3 separate regions of the Homo sapiens genome follow, and regions 1 and 3 are each linked to region 2. The links are chromatin loops, found by intact Hi-C in ENCODE. Cell type or tissue: mammary epithelial cell. All regions are shown on one strand. Links, peaks and the distances in the headings refer to the core of each region. The heading gives the core; the rest is flanking DNA.

Evidence for each region. A loop is a pair of places that touch in the nucleus more often than their neighbours do. Peaks named below come from ENCODE experiments on the same cell type or tissue, not always from the same donor. Only the 100,000 strongest peaks of a DNase experiment are listed, where the experiment ranks them.
Region 1: it touches region 2 in a loop (5-fold over the local background); 3 of 110 quality-filtered maps call a loop at or near these places.
Region 3: it touches region 2 in a loop (11-fold over the local background); 14 of 110 quality-filtered maps call a loop at or near these places.

The regions. Positions count from the first base shown.
Region 1 is chr5:74,123,741-74,131,847 of GRCh38, forward strand. No RefSeq gene overlaps it. Among named protein-coding and RNA genes, the nearest start is that of LINC02122, 25 kb to the left of the region's middle. In mammary epithelial cell, for the core only: a CTCF peak has its summit at 4,363 (motif pointing left); no DNase peak of the experiment used is centred there.
Region 2 is chr5:73,898,683-73,906,789 of GRCh38, forward strand. ARHGEF28 (Rho guanine nucleotide exchange factor 28) reads left to right here. Exons shown (of 36, transcript NM_001177693.2): 31 at 2,502-2,602; 32 at 5,540-5,578; 33 at 5,676-5,723. Among named protein-coding and RNA genes, the nearest start is that of LINC02122, 200 kb to the right of the region's middle. In mammary epithelial cell, for the core only: CTCF peaks have their summits at 2,963 (motif pointing right) and 4,066 (motif pointing right); a DNase peak (open chromatin) is centred at 2,509; H3K27ac peaks cover 2,404 bases.
Region 3 is chr5:73,587,186-73,595,292 of GRCh38, forward strand. No RefSeq gene overlaps it. Among named protein-coding and RNA genes, the nearest start is that of UTP15, 25 kb to the left of the region's middle. In mammary epithelial cell, for the core only: a CTCF peak has its summit at 4,107 (motif pointing right); a DNase peak (open chromatin) is centred at 4,136; H3K27ac peaks cover 264 bases.

The DNA.
Region 1 (8,107 bases), core at 1,242-6,241, 220 kb after region 2:
TAATCACATTTCATTCCCACATCTATACAATGCAAGATCAGATGTGAGCAATCCTCAAGTCCCCTTCCAGTGCAAACGCTGCATGTATTCAAGATTTCGGAGAAGGGAGACTACTATTAATGACCCTAGTATCTTATTAAAGTAGAAGAGATTTTAATGTTAGCACTTTCTGCTTTATAACTAAGTAACATGTAGCAAGTTTTGCCCCTTCAGCAAGTTAGTCAAGCTCTGCTCTGGGCATCTTCGGACCCAAAGGAAGCACAAGGCAAGTGATCAGAGGGTGTCCTGACTGCACCAAGGCTGAGGATCCTGCCCTGGGCCCACCCTGACCCTCTTGGCTTTTTCCTGATGCTGTGGGTGGGGCTGCTTCATGCAGAGCTTCCTGGCAGCTGCTGTTTTTGGAACCTGTTTCTATGGGTTGCCAAAGACAGTGAGCTCATGGCATGGCTGTCTGGCCCAGCATTCGGCTCCAGGATCTCCTTTCTGCGAAGGCCCCTCTCCGTTCTCCTCCCAGGCAAATGTACAGCTGGCTTTGGTTGCATCTAACTGTAGTATGATCACTCAACTTTTCTCCGAAAATGTCAGGGGCTCAGTGCTACCCTCCTCAGCATAGATAGGTGCACCCTGACAATGTCTGTGGTTGTCTCTGAGTTGCTCATGGTAATATGCCACTGTCTCTCATGAGTCTATCATATAAGGGAGAAGCCCAAGGAAGCCAGTGATTCGCAAGTCTGTATCCATTGTCCCAAAATGCTACTTTCCCTGGGCTTTGGCTTTGGGTTTCTGGGGAGAAGTCCTGGGATCATTCTTTAGATTTTAGATTTTAGAACCTGGGTCCTTTTCCCTCATAGCTCATTGCAAAAGGAAGGTACATTCTAATTTCCCTGACCTCCTGACAGCCATCTTTTCTGTGAGACCATATACTTGGCTCTTCAGGCCAGAAAGATCCGTTTCTGATGGGGAAAGAGAATGGGGATAATAGTACTAAGAGCTACTATTTGTTTGAGCATCGTGTAGATTGAGCACTTTATGGGTCAAGCACTCCTAATAATGTTATCGCCATCTTAGAGATATTGGGCCTGGAGAAATGACCTTGGGGCCACAAAGCTTGTAAGTAGGAAAACTGGAATTTAAATTAGGCTGAGTCTAGCTCCAAAGCCAAGGAGGAAGCTACCAATGACAGGGGCTGATGCTTACAGGGCAGCAAGCCTCTGTAGCCCAGGAAACCACAGGGACTCTTGTTGTATAAACTATCAGTGCTCTTACAGAGATTGCCGCAGTGCCCTCTCCTGCGTCTGTCCACTTACTCAGGCAGTTGTCTCTGAAAGCGCTCACCAAGCTCCTGTTTGAGGTGATCTGAGGGTGGTGAGCCCTGCCCAGTGCTGGAGAATGAAAGAGGCCTGCAAATAAAGCTTCTGCTCTTCGGTAGGAAGTGCTCCTTCATCATCCAAAGTGGTCCCCACCACAAGCTGCAGGGAAACCCTGCAGAGCTGGAGCCAAATGTTCTACAGAAGTACCAGATTTGTGGCACCCACTCTGGTCCAACCTCCACTTCCCAATGTTAGATTATTGCATATATTGTATATATTCCATATACATGTGTATATATAATAAAGTGTGTATATTCTAAGTATGGAGCTTGAGGACTTTTTTTCCCCACAAATTGAACACACTTGTACTAACCAGCATCCAGCCTGAGAAACAAAACATTAACACTACTCAGAAGCCCCTCTGTGCTCCCCATCCACAAAAATGATCACTATCTTGACTTCCATCACCATAATTAGCTTTGGTTGTTCTTATGCTTTCTAAGTACACTGTAATAAAGTAAGCTAATACCTATGTGTGCTTCTGATTTCTGTACACACTATCGTATTTGTGGAAGGCATCCAAGGTATTGCACCGAGCTGTATATCATTCATTCTCCTTGCTATCAGTCTCCTTGCTGTTTGTGTGAAAATAGAAATTTTTATTTATCCATTCTTCAGCTGATGCACACAAGGGTTTCCATTTTGTGGTACTATGAGTAGTCATATACCTTCATTTTAAAAATGTTTTTGATGAAGTGTCACCCTAGGTGCTGAGTAATTAGGACTTGAGAATGATTGCCTCTGTCCTGGATTAAGTTGGACTTAGCTAGGGGACATTCCTGGATGCTTCGAGTTAGCAGGTAAAGTCAGTGAGTCCTAGGAAGCCTATGATGCCAACTTTATTTCACATAACTACTGTCCGCATTGAGAAGCCTAGGTGGGAAGGAATATGGGTCAGCTCATGCCATGAGATGCTACTAAAAACTCATGGGAGCACTGTGTCTTCTGGGGGCCAAGAATCGTGTTGGTCTCTGCCCCACAGGGAAGTCTACATTACAACCAGAAGTCTTCGAGACAATTAGGAACAGTATAATTAATGGCCTAGATCACTCAAATTTCATGACACAGTCGGAAGACGGGAATCTTGGGGTCTGTAGATTACATTTTGAGGTAAAACTCTATAACCACAAATTCAATGTTGTTCTCTACAGTAAACATTTCAGGGAAGTCTTGGCTGAAGGCAACCTTGAATGGCCAGCATTTTAAACTATATGTTTTAAGTCATGGCATGGTTTGTAAGTAAGAACCATGTACAAATGATGTTCTAAAGGTCATTAGTCTGGAAAATATCCAGTTGCATACCTGGTCATGTTCAGAAAACCAAAGGAAACCGACTGAACTGGAGAACCTGATAGTAACAGAGTATCAGGAAGAGCACTATAAACACCCAGGCCCCAGGAAGCCTAATCATATCTGAATCATACAGGTAACTATGTGAAACAGAACTACAGATTCAAAACTATTGCAATCTAATAAGTTTCCTCTTTCATTGCTCTTTACCTCTTTCCAAAAATTGGTAATAAAAAATTTCTGACCTAATGGCATTAAAGATTTGCTGATTCTTAAGTAACACATGATCATTTTAGAAAAATTGGATTATCAGAAGTTCATGGAGGAAAATAAACACCCAGAATCCCATCATTCACACTTAGCCCGTGTTAACATTTTGTATGTTTTTTCTACCTATATTTATCTTTGTTTCACTTAGCCTAACTGGGTTCATACTGTATGCCAGCAGTTCAAATCCTCTTAAGTTTTATGTCGTGAAGATTTTCACATGTTTAAATAGACTTCGAAAGCATTACTTTACTTTTATCTATTAGTGTATCAGATGCATGTGTCCAATTTGTTTAACTTCCTCCTACCCCATTTTATAGATATTATCTACCTTGCTGCATTGCTGGGCTCTACCTTATCAGTTAGATTCTCCCCCAAGTTATAATTTAAACATATGCAAATTATCCTCATTAGTAAATACAGAGTACAGCTATATGCTTCTTTCCTGTTTTTCTCCTGTGGGAGGCAAATTGTGATTTATGGCCTTTTCTTTAGCAAACATGTCTGTTCACAATTGTGTTAATGTTCTCAGTCGAGAAGCCTAGGAATTTACTACCCAGAATCATGTCTGCCAGGAGGGAGCTCAGGGGACTGGAATCCTTAGGGGCTGGAGGCACTGCCTCAGTTCTCCTCTCCACACTCAAGCCTGTGCATCTCTCACAGAAGACCAAACACAGCCACATTCTGTGTGCAATTGACAGTGTGGCATAGCCTTAAGTGCACTGAATGATCCTGCAATATTAACCATCTGAGCCTCTTTCCCCAAGCCAATTGCCCCTCTCACCCAATATCCAGGGAGTCCACTTCCTTCCTACATCCCACAGACCAAACATGTGAAACTGATATCCAGCTTACAGTGAGTTCCAGGGAGGCACAGGCAGGTTATCGGAGCCAGCAGCTACCCTGAGAGAGGAAGGAAACTGACTTCATAGGAAGGTGGAGTGGGGCTCCCTCCAGGATCAGAGAGGGGGGTCCAACTCGGCTCCAGCAGCCTGTGCTATTCACGGGCCAGGACACAATTGCCTAGAGGATACAGCCTAGTCCTGGTGAAGTCTGAATGACCTCCATTAATCCATCTAGGGCTTTATAGTTGTTCAGTTCCCTCAGAGACACTGTCACATTCAGGGAGGGCAAGACTCAGAAGTCACTCATTGTATACACTCACGCACACATGCCCCAGCCTGGCAAAGATGTGGTCCTTGACCTTCAGACAGGCAGAATGCAGTAAGAGCTCGACTACTCCTCCCAGCAGAAGTGAATAGTCTCCAGGTGTCTGTGTCCTTTCCTCAGTGCACAAAGCCACATCAGCTCAGCCAGGGCTACTTTTCCCCCCTTGCTTCCCTTCCAGTTGCCTCTTTCAGCTAGGTTAGCATTGGCCTCTTCTTACCCTCCCTGCAGGATTGCTCCTGTTTGTGCAGGAACATTCCTGCCACCTGGAGTCATCTCTCTGTATCTTTCCTCTTTGTTTCATTTCTGTTCACGGCAGAACGCCACAATTTTCTCTTTCTGTTAATAAAAATTAAGCAATCAATTTCCTTCCCCTCCATTACACCTAATTCCCTCTGTAACTCAATTATTATTGCAACTCTGGCAAGTGCTTCCCGAGGCAGATGGCAGGAAAGACACGTTGCCAAAATAAAGGGCATTGTGTGCAGAGGAATATTGTTTACATGGAGGTGATGACACTTCCCTTCCAAGGATAGGTTATTTTTCTAAAATCAAATTCATATAACTATTAATGTAATAAGTTTATTCAAATGTTGCCAAGGTTAATATAAGCACATGTAACAAAGTATAGGAACCACTAAAAATGCTTCCTATATATTCCTTTTTCAGGGGTTATGGCAAGTTAGGATAAATCTATTACACGAGTTTTTATTCACAATAAATGCAATAAATGCACTGCCTTTTGAGTTCTAAAATACCTGATTTATAAAGGTGTTCCAGGTTCTTGTATTGTCATAGTGCAGAGCAATGGAGGAAGATTGAGAGTATGGTCCTTTGCATTTAAACTGGGACCCAGTGTCATGACGAACTCCAGTTGATGGATTGATTGCCAATGACTGCCTAAGCTGGGGTGGGAGACAGATGAGAGAAGAGGACCAGAGTCCTAATATTCCTGACTCCTGGGGACAGCCAGAAAGAGGGTAAGGGGTATCATCCCCAGGTAGTCTTCCTGCCCAAAGGTGAGGCTCTGCAGAGCTTCACTGGGCTATTTCTGTACTGTATTGGATAGGACTATAAAATGGAGAGGCTGTTTTCCATAGGACGGCTATAAAACCAGTCTTATTTCATGATTTCATTACCTTTATAACACTTTCTGCTTTGTTTACAGAACTACCTTCATTTCTCCTTATTCTTGCCATCCTGTGTCACAGATTCTAGCAATTTGGTTCTCCCAGAAAACAGGGTGGTTGTTGAACTATGGATCTCAGAACCAAGACTTGCCATTGTAGGGGTTTGATACCACAAGTCTCTGCATTTGAGAAAACCTGGACATCTGCATCCATTAATTTCCAGAGTAGATGTGAGCTTATCAGGACACATGAAACTGGAGTGTCTGGCCAGGATTTTCCTTCTCTTTCTGAAATAAGTTGGATAAGAATTACATAAGTGATTAATAGAAATGTGAAAAGAGTGTTTCCTTTGTACAATACTTTTACAACATTTCGATACAGCAGGAAAATGTTGTTGATAACCCAGAAGATATAAGCATAAAGAAAATAAAATTATCTATAATCCCACTCCATGCAGATAATGGCCTTTACTATTTTATTGAATCTCAACTGGTTTTTAAATGTATATATACTCTTTAAAAATGGAATTAGCCATGTGTTTTCTATAGAAATCTGCTTTTTTTCCCTTCAGTACTGTTAATATTATTTCCATTTTATCAAATATACTTCTGCCATCATTTTAATGACTACAAAGTACTCTGTTACATGGATATGCCATAATTTTAAATAGTTCCCCTAATGGTTTACATTTAGAGCTTTTCTGAAGGCTAATTATCCACATAGTGATTAACTTTCTTATTGCTAAGACTTTGCATATATCAATTATTACCTTAAGACAAATTACCAGAGGTGAAACTGCTTAGTCAAAGATTCAAAATTTCAAAGGTTTTGATAAATTGCCAAACTGACCTTCTGAAAGGCTGGCTATATGATGCTTTGTAAATTATAATTTTTCAAGGCTACATAATTTGATTTTTATTTTCCATATCTGAAAAGGCACTATATGTACGTGTTTTGCATATATTCTATTCAGCCATGCAGTTAGACATCCTAGGCATTAATGTTCTTAAAAGCGAACATTTTTATCCATTTTTTTTAATTTAACTCAGACTATTTCTTCTCTAGGAGTAGTATCCCTTTTAGTGCAGCATTTTTGAAGCTCAGTCATTTTGAAAAGTATTCCCCATTTATATAACTATTATCATACTTAGCATTACAAATCAGTGGCCCTAGGCTTGCGATGGGATTCAGATGTCTGTTCACTTAGAGTCATTTTCATAATTTATTTGAAGAATTTTGCTCAATATTCATAAAGCCAAATGTTCAAATAGTTTATTTGCCAGGCTATTATGGCCTTGTCATTGTATGAGAGGCCCCTGCATCTGAGGCAGGACCACGGCGGCGCCCCAGCTCCGTGGAGCACAATACAGGTAACGTAGCTTTGGCTCCACTCCCAAAACTACAGCACACAGATGGTGGAGAACAAAAGGCCAGCGTGGTCCACCACGTTTCAGCTGTTCTCCCAGACTCATCCAACCCTCCCGGGTCTGCTCCCTGTCCCCATCTTCACTCCCCTCCGGAGAGCACCTCTGCTGCTCTTGGGCTGACAAAAGGCCATGCTCAAAATATCCCCAAATATTGGTCCAATATGACAAAGCTGAAAGGAGAGCAATTTAATGTCACTCAGTCCCTCTCATTAAATGTTGTCTTCACCCTCCCTCTTCGAATGTCAGAAATAAAGTCCATCTAGGTGCCAACAAATCCTTCTGATAGAGCGGTTGCTATAGCAACTTTATAGCGATGAATTCAACAGCAAACCATTCAGTCAGAAGGTGCTGGCTGGAAAGCGGCCCCGCGTGGTGCAGCACCTTCTTTTGAAACTAGATTGTTCTCTGTGACCTGGCATCTATTTTCTATTTCTGGGTTTCAGACACAATCCTTTGTTAAGTTATTTGATTTACTGTGGAATTAAGACTCCCAGAGGGCAGAAGAAGAGGTGGGGTGGAGAATAGCTGAAAGACTGGAAAAATATGACAAATACAGAAGGAAGATTTTTAAAGAGGGAGCAGGAGGGGGAAAAAAGCTTAAATAGAATCAATTCACTTCGAACCAGGTGCAGAAGACTAATGTGAATTCTGTGTTCTGTGAGAGGGTAAAACAAAATCAGCTCTATCCAATGTTGGGCTAGTTTAAAATAAACCTCATGCTATTATTAATATAATCCCTGCTTTGTAAGCCATGACATTTAACCAGGTAATTAAATAATAATTGAATAAGTCTGCAAAGCATAAAACCAGGCAGAAAGGCACATTCCCCTGAGGCGATTTTTATCAAATATTGACTTACTCTTCAATATTAATGATGGGGATTTAATGTTATATTTTATATTTACATACTGACTTTGTTTGAAAGACCCTTTGTAATTTATAGGTTCTTAAATTACACATGTGACTTGAATTAAAAGCACAAAAGAAAAATCCAAGGGAGGGGAATGTGCAAATTTAAGGTGTGGGGTGGGACGCAAACCTTCACTGCAGTTCTTGCAGCTGTTGGGGTCTGTCACTATCATGGTCTTCATATACTTGTTGTAAGTAACTATTCCTACTCTGCAAAGACACTCACTCCTTGCTGGGCAGAAGTGAAGCTCTTTTTTGAGCCGATTTTTTTTTTTTTTTTTTTTTTTTGGCTACCCTCTCTGGGAGCACTAGATAGAGATGAGTATTGTATCCCAAATCTAGTGGTATTGAAACATGTCTTTGTTGTTTTACTTTCATCATACTCAACCCTAAGAGAAGAATATGGTCAATATTCATGTAGAAACCATACTTGCATTGTTACACAGTTATATTGTAGGTTGAATATAGAAAGATATGCGTTCATAAAAAGCAAAATGCAATCTGAGAATTGGCTTTATGGAATTTAGAAGAATATTGAGTATTTTAT
Region 2 (8,107 bases), core at 1,923-6,922:
TTTATGAAAACATTGTTTCAAAACATTTTAAATATAAAAAAAAATAGAATGTAGAGATTTGGTTTAGGTAATTTCCCCGAACCTAGCTATCCTGTTATATGTATAGTTGTAGGCTACTTAGTTCCATAAAGGTTTCTAAGATAAGAGCATAAAGAGTATACTTTTCATCCTGTGCAGGTGGTAACAACCTTACTTCCACAAGGTCTTATGTGCGTAAGATAAAATGGATAAAATGTCTTCAGTAGTTAGAGATCAGAAGATTAAATTGAACTCAAGATTGGAAGATTAAATTGAACTCAGAACTTCTTTAACAACATCCCTTGATTAATTAAGATATATAGATGCAGTATAGCTTTTTAATTCTATACTTCTTTTTTTTTTCTTTTTTAAACATCAGCACCACTAATTATCTTCCTCTCTCAAGTTCTGCTTTATCTAATCCTGAGTTTCTAGTTTCAGAATGCGCACGTATGTTTTTCATTTTGACACAGCCCAGATTCATCAGGGGAGTTGTACTGCCCTGGGTGATTTCCTTTTAAAAGAAGAACCTCATTATGCCATTGAGGAGTCTCTGTCTAAAAATACGTGCAGGGATCTGCTGAGGGATCTGCTGCTCTCAGCCTCGCCCCAGGGACAGCTGGAGAGGCTCCCCTCTGCAGCTGCCCGAGCCCGCGGTCGTGCCTTCCCTCCCTTCAGGCCAGGCAGTGAAGGTCTCCTTGTCTGTATCCACATCTCTCATGACTGGGGAGAGTTTCAAAGGGACACCCGTGGCATTTGCCAGAACCATTGAGAGGCTCTTTAGAGGGGTCTGATGTCGGGATTCAGGTAGAGGAAGTACCGAAGCTGGCTGGTGGGGTCCTGTACCCCAAGGCCTCTTCAGTTCTGGGTCAGACTGGAACATGGTGCTATGAGAGTTTGATTCTCTTTATAAAGTTGTTCAAGGCACAAGGCTAGTTCTAAATGAAGGTCTACAACTGTGACTGAATGGGTCGGTTCTGCAAATGACTTGGAGAACTGGGCTCTTCTTCATCAGGCTTATGTCAGCCTGAGGTTATAAGCCAAGCAGACAGCTCTATTTTCAGTCTTCAGTATACATGATGAGTATCTTCTACTTCTAGGAAAGTTCTGTTCACTGGAGACCCTCTGGCCCACCCTGAAATTGGATACAGGGACAGGGACCTGATCTGTGTTTTATTCTTCTGCCTTGTCATCAGCTTCTTTCCCATTTGATTTTCCTAATTTCTATGAGGGAGTGAGAAACAGAGTGGTGAATTCTTTAGTGATGCCTTTGGCCACTCTTTAAGAGTTAGGAATAGCACCCAATAGTAGAACCATTTTTCAAATGACAGAGAAACCTATAAAATGTCCCTCATTGTAAGTGAATAAGTGCTGATCAGCTTGAACAAAATGGACTTGTTTTTAGCTGATCTCATCTGAAGCCGTTTCCGTTTAGACAAAAACTTCTTTGTATTAGAAGAGGTCTTTGAAATCCTAGAGGACTCTCATTTTCCAAAGACATAAGTATTTTTATTAAAGAAAAAAGCATTTCCTATATTGGAAATAAAGTTTTAAAAAGACACAATAAAAATTATACAAACAAACAGTGTCATAAAGTGAATATCGATTTTGTCAGGGTCTGGATTGGACATGGTTCTAATAAAACACTGTTTTGGGCTTTGAAAATTCTAGTTTTAATCAGTGCAAGGTGGGCACAGTTTAAGTTTTAACTGAGTTCACATGGGTAAAGAAATAAAATCCTGCCAACAGAGATTTAATGGATGAAGTGAAATCTGTATTTGGTACTTAAAAATATTTCGGGACTAGTTTCTATGTTTTCATAGTTTAAATACATAGTATTTGTAAATCTAAAGCATAACAAGAAATGTGAGAAAAACAACACATTTAGAAATTGTTAAAAAATAAGTTATTCAGAGATAGGGACAGGTTCTTGGTTTGTATGACTATGAGACCGTGAAGTATTAGCCATCTCCGCCTTCCTAGAAAGATGTCTCCCTCCTGCTTCGGACTCCTCCTTCCTCCTAAACCTTGTTTATCGTCTGCTGCTCTTGCACTGGCCACAAGAGAGACTTTTTACAGACTTAAGTCTGCCAAGAGACCTTGCTTTTGTTCTACAGCACCTGTTTTAAATTTCACCCTTCCCAGGAGGCATTTTCCTATTAAGTGAGAGTGAGATGTAGATTCTACCCTCTGTAACACAAACGACACACGAACACTTCAGTGCAAGAAAGAAAAGTACAAAGATGGTGATACTTTGTGCGGTTCGTCAGTTGCTGTCTGTTAGCGTGTAAGCCCCATGTGGGCAGGGACCACATGCATTGCTCTGCGCTCATCCAAGCACCTCATCTAAGAATACTCAATATGTATTATTTTGTGGTGTTTCCTATTTTGAAATATGTGTTGGCCGTGTACAGAAGAACCCGGTGGGCTGGCCGATGTTTGACGCTGTCCTTTTTGTTTCTGTCTCGATGGCGTGCTTCCAGCATTAGTCACAGGAGGGAGAGAAGGAAGAGGCTGTTCGGATGTGGATCCCGGGATCCAGGGTGTGGTAACCGACTTGGCCGTCTCTGATGCAGGGGAGAAGGTATTGTGAACTGATTTGTTAGTAAACGGCAGCGGTTACTGTGTATAATAAAATAGCCTCAGGTTCTGGTCTGTCACGGCAGTCAGTGGGGCAAAGGTGCTTTTCTGAATTGTTCTCAATTGATTTAAATATTCATATTTAAACTTTCTAACTTATTTCTTCTTCAAATGTGCTTGCACTGCCTGTGTCATGTAGGTGTAAACAAAGCAACGATTGAAAAGTTATTAAAAAGATTAAAAACTCTCCTGTGTATATGTGTGTCTGTGCTCTCTGACTTCTGGTCTTTCTGCCCTGCAAACCTTTGCTTCTCACCCACTATGTCTGGCAGCTCTGGCACCCGGGGGCCCTTTTGCAACCAGATGGCGCCAAAGTAATTGAAACACCTTTTACTTTGGAATATTCTTGCTTCTTTCACCTTCCTTGACCCTCCTCTCCTTGCAGAGTTGATTTCCTGTCACCACCCACATTTCACCTACTTTTTTTGTGGTTAATTTTTAATTAATCTGACCAGTTTTTGCTTGGGGCACAGCGATTCCCAAAGGGAATCCTCTTTTTTGACTTACTGCTATAGACATAGATATTAACTCTCTCTTTAAGAATTAAATACATAAAACTTCCTATTAATGTCTACTGAAAGTGAGATGTCAGAAATAGGGAAGGAATAAAATATGATTCTGGGAGGTGGCTAGTTGGCCTCTTCCTGCTTGTCAGGGCTCCAGAGTTTAGCTTTATCTAAAATTGAATTAGGTACATTAATAGGTGCCAATATGTGTCAATGTGAAAAAATGGCAAATGTCAGATCTTCTCACATATACAACATATTTTACATATTATATACTTTTTGTGTATATTACATAAGACTGAGAAATCAAGTCAAGGACTTTTAAAATCCAGAGAAAAGACAGCTGTGACTGAGTGTTCTTTTTTAAACTTCAGAGGCCAAAATGAGCATAGGAATGTAATATTTTACTCCTTCTGATTGTAAGCTTTCTAATGTATTGCTTCTTAAAATGTTCCTGCTTTTCATCACTTTTAAGTGTGAAGTTTGTGGTGTCCAACTGTGTTAATAGAAAAGAGAGAGTGAATTGGACAGTAATAATTTAATCTTGAACGCAAAGTTGGGTGGCTCCTACCCCTAAAGTCTCCCTCTTCCACTCCAATTCAGCTACAGGTAGATAATTGAGGTTAAGTGTCTGGGTTCTTCTTTGGATTAAGCTATCTGCAAAATTTTTTGCTTAATAAGGCATTTTGAAAGATTAATACATTAATAAACCCAGGTAAAGGGCAGGATCACTTGAAATCAAACTTTTAAAAGGTGTATAATGGATATTTTGTCATTAGCTTCCTCTACAAGGTAAGGTTAGAACAAATTTCTGAAAGAATATTAAAAAATGAAATCTGACTCAAATGCAGAAATAATGGATAAATCGCCAACTGCAGTTTTAAACATTTACCACAAGGTGGCAGAACAACTCCATTAAAAACGCGAAATTTCCTGTCTTGTGTCAAACCTAGTGGCTTTTGGGCATAAGTAACCGCGGGTAGCACAGTCCAACTCATTTCTATGGTTCTAATTTTTATAGACTATAAAAACTCTGTGCCATATGGTCTTACTACAGAAGCAGTGGAGTGTGGATGGGCCACGACAGAGCCAGAAGAGCAGCGAGAACGCCAACCATCCCTCTAGGGCGGGGGTTCTTAGAGCCTGTTCTCTCCCATAGGGTTTGGCACAGATCTAATGTCTTTAAGCTTCATCTCCATTTTCAGCCTCTGTCTTTTCTCTATCAGAGGGGCTGCTTACGAGTGAAATCTTTAATTGGCAGTCCAAGGGAAGCGGAGGTCTGGCTAGCTCATCCTGGCATCATCAGCCTAAACTAATTGAATTTAACAAGTTCAAAATTACCCGAGGACATGACCATGGCTGGCTGCTTTTTATGGCTTAAAATTAGATGAGACAGTAGGCCCTTGAGGACAGGGCATCTGATGGTCTCCCATAGCGTAAGGTGTGAAGTTTACAGTGGGTGATCGATATTTATTTATTGAATGGCGTGCCATCGAGTTCAACTGGGAGTCATTCACTTGTTGAGTGTCCGTGCTATGTCAAGCATCATTCTTATAATATGGAGCACATGGACAAAGTCTCGCTACTCACTGGTTTGCATCCTAGGGAGAGAAGGCCGACAATAAATGAATAAACAAGTGTTCAATTATGGAGGCTGCAAACCATCACTATCCACGTGTGCCCTTAATGTGTGCTGTGGAAGAGACAAAGAACAAGGCATAGACCCTCTCCCTAAAGAACAGACGGTCTCCTGTGGCTGGTTCGTGGCCTCTGCTGCTAGTACTTCTACTATGGCAGTCACTGGTCTGGTGATCTCTGACTGTGGTGGGATCTAGAGCAGCCCAGCTACGCGCGCCACTATGGCCACCGTCTGAGTCTGGTTTCTTTTCCCAACTGCTGTATATGTTGATATCGTGAATCTCAAACATTGAGAAAAGGAGTTAAGGCCAGACATGATATTCTTTCTTTAACTTTCAATCTGTCCTCTAGAATATAAGAGGTCAGCCTGACCCAAAAGACAACTTCAGTCTGGGCACAGAGAACTCAATTCACATTGTGGTTTGCACAAGGTAAATGTTGTTACTTGAGTTTTCAGGGTGTCCTTACTGTCATCCCTTGTTGTTTTAAGGGGTGATTGGGTGAAAATTGCCATCCATCTCAAACATCGACTTTGCGTGAAGGACGCTCTTGTTGTCAAGTGTTTGTTTGATTCTATAGGCTTTTATTTCTGGGAGGAAACTGAGTCAGTATAGATAAGGTAATCAAGTTTAGAGATAGCAAAGTGATTTACCCAAGGTCATACATTTTGGGACACTGCAGGGCAGCTTTTCAGAAGTAGAATGGTTATTCATTTTCTTGTTTTTTATGTATTTTAGGTGGAATGTAGAAATTTTCCAGGTTCTTCACAATCAGAGGTGAGCTGCTGCACATACCTTAAATGTATCACCAGCCTTTATTTGTGGATAATGAAAGCTTTTTCAAGAATTTGACACTTACAATTTTGTTTTTCAGATTATACAAGCCATACAGAATTTAACCCGTCTCTTATACAGCCTTCAGGTAACTATCCTCCTCTAATCTTTGACCTTGTGAATGGTTCTCTTAATGCAATTCTCTTTGATGATTCCCAGACTTTAAAAATGAGAACAAGTGAGAGGTAGGGAATGATCTTAAAAGAATGACAACCTTCTAAGTGTGATGTGTTGGACTCACATGGTTTTGTAATCAGAGGCAACACCATGACTACATTTTATACCATTCTTCTCTGAAATCATAAAACAGTTCATATCTTTAAAAAATATTGATGAATATGATCTGGCTTGACATTTACAATGAAACTCTTAGGTGAGTGTAGCATGACTTCACATTTTCTGATGAAAACCTAAATTCACACCTAAAATTCTTTGACTTCTCCATGTGGCCATCAGCCTTTAGAGCAGTTAAGTAATCCATATGTTGCTTTACTCTTTTGTTTGTTCATCCACTCAACATTTATTAATTTATTAATGTTGAGGGGATGAACACACAGTGCCTGTCTCTGTGCTGACTGTGCTGAGGGCTGAGCACACAAAGGCAAATTAGCCACACAGCCTGCTCTCAAATAGCTTACTGCCTTTCAAGGAAGAGCAGACATAAAAAAGAAATCATGCTTGCATTTAGGATTAAATGGTTGGATGATCCCTTAGGCTGGGGTCCCCAAACCCCAGGGTGCAGAGTGTTACCTGTCTGGGCTGCACAGCAGGAGGTGAGCTGGGGGCAAGCGAGCAGTACCACCTGAACTCCGCCTCCTGTGAGATCAGTGGCAGCATTAGATTCTTATAGGAGCGTGAACCCTATTGTGAACTGTGCATGCAATCTAGGGATCTAGGTTGCCCCCTCCTTATGAGAATCTAATGCTTGATGATCTGAGGTGGTACGCTTTCATCCTGAAACCATTCTCACCACATCCCAGCCCATCCATTAAAAAAAAAAAAAAAACTGTCTTCCACAAAACAGGTCCCTGATGTCAAAAAGGTTGGAGACCACTACCTTAGACCATGCAAAGAAAGAGGCTCAGTGTGTCCGATGGCTTAATTTACTCATTAAAATGTATCTCGAAAGGATATACATGCAATGTTTGGATTGTTGAAAAATTTGTAGAAAAATTTGAGAATACAAGTAAATGAAAGAAAATGATTTCTGATTCTACAAAGAGAATTAAAATTATCATGTTGGTGTATAAGGCTCCAGATTTTAGAATTGTTCTCTGTGCACTCTTCTGTAACATGTAACTTTCTCTGTCATCAACTATTATTCTATTGCATACTTTTTAATGATTATATATTAAATTCAACTCTGTGGGGTTTATTCAATCCCTTATTGTTTACACTTTTGTATTATTAACAACACTGTAGAGGACATCCTTGTGTACTCATCTCTTTGAATACATCTGACTATTTCCTTAGGGTAAATGAGAAGAATTATTTTGTTTAGGTTTTCAATAGACTTTGCCAAAATAATCAAATCAACCACCATTCTCTCTTTTTCTTCCATTTGAAGATGGATTAGGGTATCTGATTATTTTATTTGTACTTCTTTGATTACTACTGAGACAAAACATTTTTCCCTCACTGGTTTATTATTCATTCATGCTTCATATCTTGTTGAATTTAAAAGAAAATAAAATGAAGCCTAAGTTTTCAGCAGAAAATATAAAGGCATGCTGCATTCGATGTTTTGTTATTTAGACTTCGACTCTATCAAGACTTCTTTCTCTTATGACCTTTTATTCTTGCTCTAGGACCAACATCTGAATTGTTAAAGCCTTGGATTACATTTGAGTATATGACAGTGCTCATCTTATTTATTTTTCTATGCATATTTATATATCCTTCCACAAGAGCTTTTATTTTTTTATTTATTTATTTTTTTGAGACAGGGTCTGGCTCTGTTACCCAGGCTGGAGTGCAGTGGCACGATCTCAACTCACTGCAACCTCTGTCTCCCAGGCTGAAGCCATTCTGCCACCTCAGCCTCCCAAGGAGCTGAGACTATAGGCGTGTGCCACCAAGCCTGGCTAGTTTTTCTATTTCACCATGTTGCCCAGGCTGCAGTCTAACTCCTGGGCTCAAAGTGATCTACCTGCCTTGGCCTCCCAAAGTTCTGGGATTACAGGCATGAGTCACTGCACCCAGCCCCACAAGAGCTCTTAAACAAGTTTCTTATCTCTTGCCAACATCATTAAGTTAAAATTTCATTATATTTTTGAAATAAATTGGAGAGAATCAACACCTTTACCATAATCACTTACTTGTCTTATAAAAGAACATCGGTCAGTCATCTCTTATTCTATGATTTGCTGGAGAGCTTTGTAATTGTCTTCATATGGTATGATATGCGTGTATATGTATTTTTTTCACTAAGTTTATTCATATGTCTCTTTGCTGCTATTGTGAATAATTTTT
Region 3 (8,107 bases), core at 1,242-6,241, 310 kb before region 2:
GTAGAGACGAGGTCTCACTTTATTGCCCAGGCTGGTCTCCACTCCTGAGCTCAACTGACCCTCCCACCTTGGCCTTCCAAAGTGCTGGGATTACAGGCATGAGTCACCGTACCTGGCCCTACTAAGGGTTTTCTAGTGATCTTAAAATTAATTAAAATTAAGAATTCAGTTCCTTAGTCACTTTGCCACACTTTGAGATGGCTGAAAATAGCCACATGTGGCTTGTGGCTACCATATTGGACAACACAGATACAGAACATTTCCGTAATTGGAGAAGTTTCTACCAGACAGCCTTGGACCTTTGGAGAAGTGCAAACTCTTTCTTTCTGGAGACTTGAGTCCACTTCATTGATCTGGTCTGAAGTACTCATCTGGCAGCTACTTTATCTGCCAACGCAGCCACTGGCTTGGTCCTTCCTGGCTCTGGCCCATCTGTTTCTAACTTAGTTCCCTGGCCCTGACTGCCCCAGATCTGCCCCTGAGTTTTCTTCCTCTCACTGATTCTTGCTCATAAACTCTTCCCATGGCTTGATTCTTCCAGCCCTGTTGCTTGGCACCAGCTCCCCAGGCATTTTCTCTAGCAGCTCAGGGTCTGAGGAGAGGTCTTTTAGGACTGCCATCCATGTGCTACCTCCCCTGACCAGGCTGGAGGAGAGGGACCTCACCTCAGTAGTCTTGGGTGATGCTGAGGCAGCAACGTACTTCGTACACACACATTGGCATTCTTCTGTTTATTCATTTAACAGATGTTTCTAGGCCATAAGCTGTGTGCCCTGAGGTCCTTGGGCTGTGATAACATTGGGGAATGAAGCAGCCCTCTGATGTCTTGAGACTTCTCATGTTGAGGATAGCCACCACCATGCCCTGGAAGCTCTCACCACTCTAACTAGAAATGCTTAACTCACATCCTCTCTAAATAGAGTACAGGCAGCTGCACACTGAAACTGAGATTGAAGAGGATACAGTGAAACAGCAGGGTGAGTTCTAGGCAAACTGTGGCCATTGCAGACTTTCTGTTTTCCTCAGCCTCCTTGCTGACACCCTACCACCCTCAATGGCTGCCCTCCTCTTTTTTGGAGGAATACCTAATGCTTGCAGAATCGTCAGGCCTCTCTCCCTTCTTCTTCCTTCTCTAATCAAAAGAGGGAATCCCCTGAATTATTTCCATTATAATGTGTCTATGTTTTAGTCAATGCACTGAAATGTAAGCACTGTGACTAACGGTGGACTTTGTTTTTGAACATGAACCAGGTAAGAGAGAGTTGGGAGGTGGGGAAGAGAGTTTCTGCTTTTGAAACTCAGTAATGTTTATTAAAAAGCCCAGCCCTCAACATATACTTGCTTTTGATAATTTTCTTTACCTTGGCAGGGAGAGAGAAAGGGAGGGAGATTGAGTTGAAAAGCTTGAGACTTTCCCTGAGAGAGATCTTAGATTTTGGGGAGGTCGAGTAGGGAGGGAGCAGCACAGTTGGGACTATGGAAAGACCATTCCCAGTGGCTTCCAGGGATAGAGAGAAGCAAATGCCAGCATAGTGAGATCTTCCTTGCTCTCGTTTGTCTTGCCAAGCTCCAACCTACATTTTTATTTTGGTCTTACATCCCAATAATCCCCAACAAGATGCATGTACTTTGGCCAAAATGGATTGTTCCTTTAAAACTTACTAGTTTCTCATTTTAGTTAACAATATAGTTTTAAATAAACAACATATGGACCGGGCATAAAATTCTAAAGTGCAAAGTAGACAGTGATAAGTCTTTCTCTCATCCTTTCCCCTAGTCACCCAGTTATCCTATCTGGAGGCATTTATAAACATACACTTTTAGATATATATCTGAATAGGTATAGATATATCTCTATATAGATTTTCCCCAATGTAATTGAAGCATAATATATATAATGCTGTTCACGTTGCTCTGTTTTTTTTGTTTGGAAAAAGTAATAACATACTGTAGCTATAGTTCCCTATCAGTACGCATAGAACTGCCTCAAAAAATACACACATAGAAAAATTTTCTGACAGTACAAAGCAGTATATATAATAGAGTAAAAAAAAATCTCCATTCCTTCTGGATCTCAGCCCACTTTCTTCTAAGGTAATGTCTTATATTATGGTTCTTCAGGGAAACAGAATGAATAGGAGATTATATATATATATATAGTCAGATTATATATTATATATTTTATATATATATATTATATATATATATATTAGCCGGGAAGTTCCATGATTTGCCACCTGCAAGGTGGAGAACCAGGAAAGGTGGTGGTATAATTCAGTTCAAGTCTGAAGGCCCGAGAACCAGCAGCTTTGGCATCCAAGGATAGAAGAAGATAGATGTCCTGGCTGAAGAAGAGAGAGTGAATTTGTCCTTCCTCCACATTGTTCTATCCAGGTCCTAACAGACTGGATGTTACACTCCCACATTGGTGAGAGATCTTTACTCAGGGATCTTTACTCAGTTCCCTGATTTAAATGCTAATCTATTCCAGAAATATCCTCACAGACACACCCAGTAAATGCTTTACTGGCTATCTGGGCATCCGTTAGCCCAGTCGAGTTGACACATGATACTAACCATGACAAGGCTCTTACCAGTTTCTTAAACGGCTGTAATAATCAAAGTTCAGTTGTCCTAGAAATAGAAATCTTCTAGGAAGCTAAAGTAGACGGGACTTAATACAGGAAGTAGGTCCTTATGAAATCACTGGAAGGGCTAGAAGAATAGGGATAGGAGGGAGGGAGTGCTCCAGATGGAGCCACTGTTCAAGAGCATGGCTCCAGAGAGCAAAAAGCTACTGCTCCTGCCATCATGAAGCCAGAGGATATACCCTGGCAAGCTGGGTCACTTCATCACAATTGCATCTCATTCCCCATCTCCTTTCCTTGCTTGCTGACAGTAACAAGCAGGAAGCTGGCCTTCCGCTCATTCCTGACTTTCATATCATGTTAGTATATCTAATTGGAGGAGCCCAATTTTGCATCCAGGGCATTATCTGGAAAGGAATGTGGGAACTATGGCTTTTAGCTTTCCAGCTCTACAGTTTTGAAGACATCCTAGAAGGAGGATAGAGCAGAGGAGGATGGAGCAGAAGGTAAGAGAGCCAATCCACACAATATTCTCCCCCAAATATTCTACACATCTTTAACCATGTGCATGCACAACCTCACTTCTAAACAAATGAGATCACACTATACCTCTGTTCTGCATTTCAGGTTTTCCACGTATTGTGTATTAGTGGTTGATCCATCTCAGTACAGACAGCTCTACATCATTCTTTTTTATGCTGGCCTCCTATATTACTATACAGCTGTGCCATAATCAGTTTAACCAGTCCCCTATTCATGGGAATTTAGGTAGTTTTCAGTCTTTTGCAGTCACAAGCAATTCTGCATTGAGCAAGCTTTTGCCTAAGTTTGTGTGTGTTTTGAGGAGTATGCTAGAATAAATCAACATGGATTATTCTGACCCCAGAGAACAAGACTTTGTTTTCCCACCCCAAAGTCTTTGTGTGGTAATGCCTCATCCCTGCTGCTCATCTTCATCTACAAGGGATGCTGTCCACCCTGGAGACCTCCTTCTCATGCATACACGGTACTTAACACTCCACAGAGTACCTGATAACTGCACGAGAAGCTGTGATTAGTCCAGTTCTGCACATAATGACACTGAGGTGACGTAGAAAGTTTAGGTGACTTGTCCAAAGTCACACAGTTGGTTAGTGGCAGATTTGGGATTTGAACTCAAGCATCTGCTTCAAGAGTACATATTCTCAACCACTACAGGAATAGCATCTTATTTTCTAGAAACATAGAGCAAGTCCTTAGTCACCTTTGTGTCTTTGACTTTATCCACAATAAACAGCTGGTAGTAAATATGTGTTGAATGAGTAAATGAATTCTTATCGGATCTAGTTGGCAATTTATATGAAAACAGCAGTTTTGTTACTATGCACAACATGAAATTATTATTATATCATTTTGCCTGAGACACAACTCAAAGCAAAGATGTTTCTGGAAGCTGCCCTTCTTGTCCATTGAGAATTTTAATCAGGTAAAATTGAAATCATGCATTAGACAACCTACCTCAGTTCACCATTAGTCCACCAGGTGGCAGTATTATCTTGAAAAACCACAAGAAGCCTGCTTTCTCCCCAGCTCTTCCCCTGAATTGGTGTTTTAGAGTCATCAGAGTTGGCACAGAATAAACCCAAGATATTTGGTTATTACTGTGTTGACAAAGTAGCTTTGAAAGTTCAATTATAGTTATTAATAGATACCAGAAATGTGGAAATAAAATCTAACCAAGGTTCTATTTCTTTTTTAAATTGGTATATACTCTTTGTACATATTTATGGGTGGCGTGTGGTATTTTGTTGCACCCATAGAATGTTTAATGATCAGGTCAGGGAATTTTTTTTTTTTTTGAGAAAGGGTCCAGGTCCACACTGTCGTCCAGGCTGGGGTGCGGTGGTGTGATCATAGCTCACTGCAGCCCTGAACTCCCGGGCTCAAGTGATCCTTCCACCTCAGCCTCCCAAGTAGCTAGGACTACAGGTATGCATCACCATGCCCAGTTAATTATGTATTTATTTATTTTAGAGACCAGGTCTCGCTATGTTGCCTAGGCTGGTCTTGAAATCCTGGCTGCAAGCCATCCTCCCCAGGAGGCCTCTCAAAGTACTGGGATTATAGGTATGAATCACTGTGCCCAGCAAGTCAGGGTCTTCTGGTATCCATCACTTCAAGGATTTATCATTTCTATGTGTCGGGAACATTTCAAGTCTTCTCTTCTAGCTGTTTTGAAATATACATTGTTGTTAACTATAGTCACCCCACTCTGCTATTGAACATTATAACTTATTCCTTCTATCTAATTGTATGTTTTTACCCATTAACCAACCTTTCTTCATCTCCCTATCCTCTCCCCTGACACACCCTTCTCAGCATCTGTTATATATCATTCTACTCTATCTCATGTGATACTTGTCTTTCTGTGCCTGGCTTATTTCACTTAACATAATGACTTCCAGTTCCGTGCATGTTGCTGCAAATGATGAGTTCATTCTTTTTAATGGCCTAATAGTACTCCATTGTGTATATATAGCACATTTTCTCTATCCAGTCATCTGTTGATAATCACTTAGCTTGATTCCATATCTTTGCTATTGTGAATGGTACTGCAATAAACACGGAGTGCAGGTGTCTGTTTAATATACAAATTCCTCTTCCTTTGGATAAATGCCCAGCAATGGGATTGCTGGATTGTAGGTTAGTTCTATTTTTAGTTTCTTGAGACATCTTCATACTGTTTTTCGTAGTAGCTGTACTAATTTACATTCCCACAATAGTGTATATGAGTTACCTTTTCTCCTCTGTTATTTCTTATCTTTTCAGTAATAGCCCATTCTGACTGGTAAAAGATGATAAGTCAATATGGTTTTGATTTGTATTTCCCTAATGATTAGTGATGTTGAGCATTTTTTAACGTATCTGCCCATTTGTATGTCTTCTGTTTATTCATGTCCTCTGTCCACTTTTTCCTGGGATGATGATGATGATGATGATGATGATTGTTATTTTACTGTTGAGTTGTTTGAGTTCCTTGCATATTTTGGATATTAGTCCCTTGTTGGATGAATAGTTTGCAAATATTTTCTCCCATTCAATGGATCATCTCTTCCCTTTGTTGATTGTTTCCTTTGCTTTTTAGTTTAATATAGTCCCATTTGTCAATTTTTGTTTTTGTTTCCTGTGCTTTTGAGGTCTTAGCCATAAAATCTTTGCCTAGGCCAGTGTCCTGAAATGTTTCCCCTATGTTTTCTACTAGTAGTTTTATAGTGTCAGGTCTTATGTTTAAGTGTTTAATCTGTCTTGAGTTGATTTTGTATGTAGTGAGAGATAGGGGTTCAGTTTTATTCATCTGTATATGGTTATCTAATCTTCCTAGCCCCTCTTATTGAAGAGGATGTCATTTCCCCCATAAATACTCTTGGAAGCTTTGTTGAAAATCAGTTGGCTGTAAATATGTAGAGTTATTTTCTGGCTTCTGTATTTTGTTCCTTTGGCCTACATGTCTGTTTTTATTCCAATACCATGCTGTTTTGGTTACTATAGCCTTGTGACAAATATGTTTTGAAATCAGGTAGAGTGATGCCTCCAGCTTTGTTCTTTTTGCTCAGGATTGGCTATTAATGATCTTCTTTGGTTCCATACAAATTTTAGGATTGTGTTTTCTTTTTCTGTGAAAAACGACATTGATGTTTTGATAGGGATTGCATTGAATCTGTAGATTGCTTTGGGCAGTACGGTCATTGTAACTATATTAATTATTTCAATCCATGAGCACGGGATGTTTTTCCATTTGTTTGTATCCTCTTCAATTTCTTTCATCTGTGTTTTGTAGTTTTCATGTAGAGATCTTTTATCTCCCAACATTCTATTTCAATTAAACTTTTCAACAATGTAGACTAATGGAAAGAACAGAGCTATAATAATCTTGGGTAAGTCCTAGCTTCTCTGGGCCTCATCTTCAACATCTGTCAAATGGGGCAAATATTACTTCTCTTGCAGGATTGTTGTGAGAATAAATACAATGATATATGAACTGTGTCTTACTTACTTACTGTGTTTTTCACATGTTTGTGATTATGGAAAGTCTACTTGCCCTGCACCAGTTGGGAGTATTTTCTTAGTTGACCTGATTACTAACATCATTTGAATCACTTGGATAAGGGTTAAGTTAAAGTTTTCTTTTTATGTTATTATAAAGGATGTTTTCTAAATAAATTATTTACGTAAAAGAATATAACTGACTTGGGACTGACTGCTTACAAGCATTTTGAAAGTAAATGATATAATTGCAGTACATACAAGTAAGATACTGGGCTGGGCACGGTGGCTCATGCCTGTAACCGTAGCACTTTGGGAGGCCAAGGCAGTCAGATCACTTGAGCCCAGGAGTTTGAGACCAGCCTGAACAACATGGCGAAACCCCATGTCTACAAAAATAAACAAAAAATTAGCTGGGTGTGGTAGTGTGCACCTATAGTCCCAGCTACTCAGGAGGCTGAAGTGGGAGGATCACTTGAGACTGGGGAGGTTGAGGCTGCAGAGAGCTGTGATCACACCACTGCACCCCAGCCTGGGTGACAGAGTGAGACTGTCTCAAAAACAAAAACAAACAAACAAACAAAATATAATAAGATAATAACCACTAACCACTTGTTCATAAAGTAAGATGCCAGTTCCCACTCCCTCATTGGTGTTATATTAGACATTTTAAATAACGTTGTTTATGTCTCGAAACATATTTATTATGGCAGATTTTCCTTTATTTAAATTAACTACTGTGTGAGACTGTAGTTAACTACAGGTGGGAGTATGTGATGACTTAACTGAGCAGAAAGTTAAAAATATAAACTGTGTTAATTTGGTCAGGTGCAGTGGCTCACACCTGTAATCCCAGCACTTTGGAAGGCCGAGGTGGGTGTATCACCTGAGATCAGGAGTTCAAGACCAGCCTGGCCAACATGGCAAAACCTCATCTCTACTAAAAATATAAAAATTGGGTGGCAGCGTGTGCCTGTAATGGCAGCTACTCGGGAGGAGAATTGCTTGAACCTGGGAGGCAGAGGTGGCAGTGAGCCGATCTCATGCCACTGCTTTCCATATATATATATACACACACACACATACACACATATATATATACACACACATTCCATATATATATACACACACACATATATATATACACACACATATATATCTATATACTGTGTTAATTTAATGAGAGTTGGCAATTTTCTACAAGCAGTGTTATGAGGTATTGGACTCATATAAAAAATATATTCATAAAGTGGTTCAAAATGTTTAAAAAACACGACTTAAAAATACATGAGTTAAAAGCAATTTTTTGTTTGTTTTTTAGATGGAGTCTTGCTTCTTTGCCCAGGCTGGAGTGCAATGGCGTGACCTCGGCTCACTGCAACCTCTGCCTCCCGGGTTCAAGCAATTCTCCTGCCTCAGCCTCCCAAGTAGCTGGAATTACAGGCACGTGCCAGCATGCCCGGCTAATTTTTGTATTTTTTTTTTTTTTAGTAGAG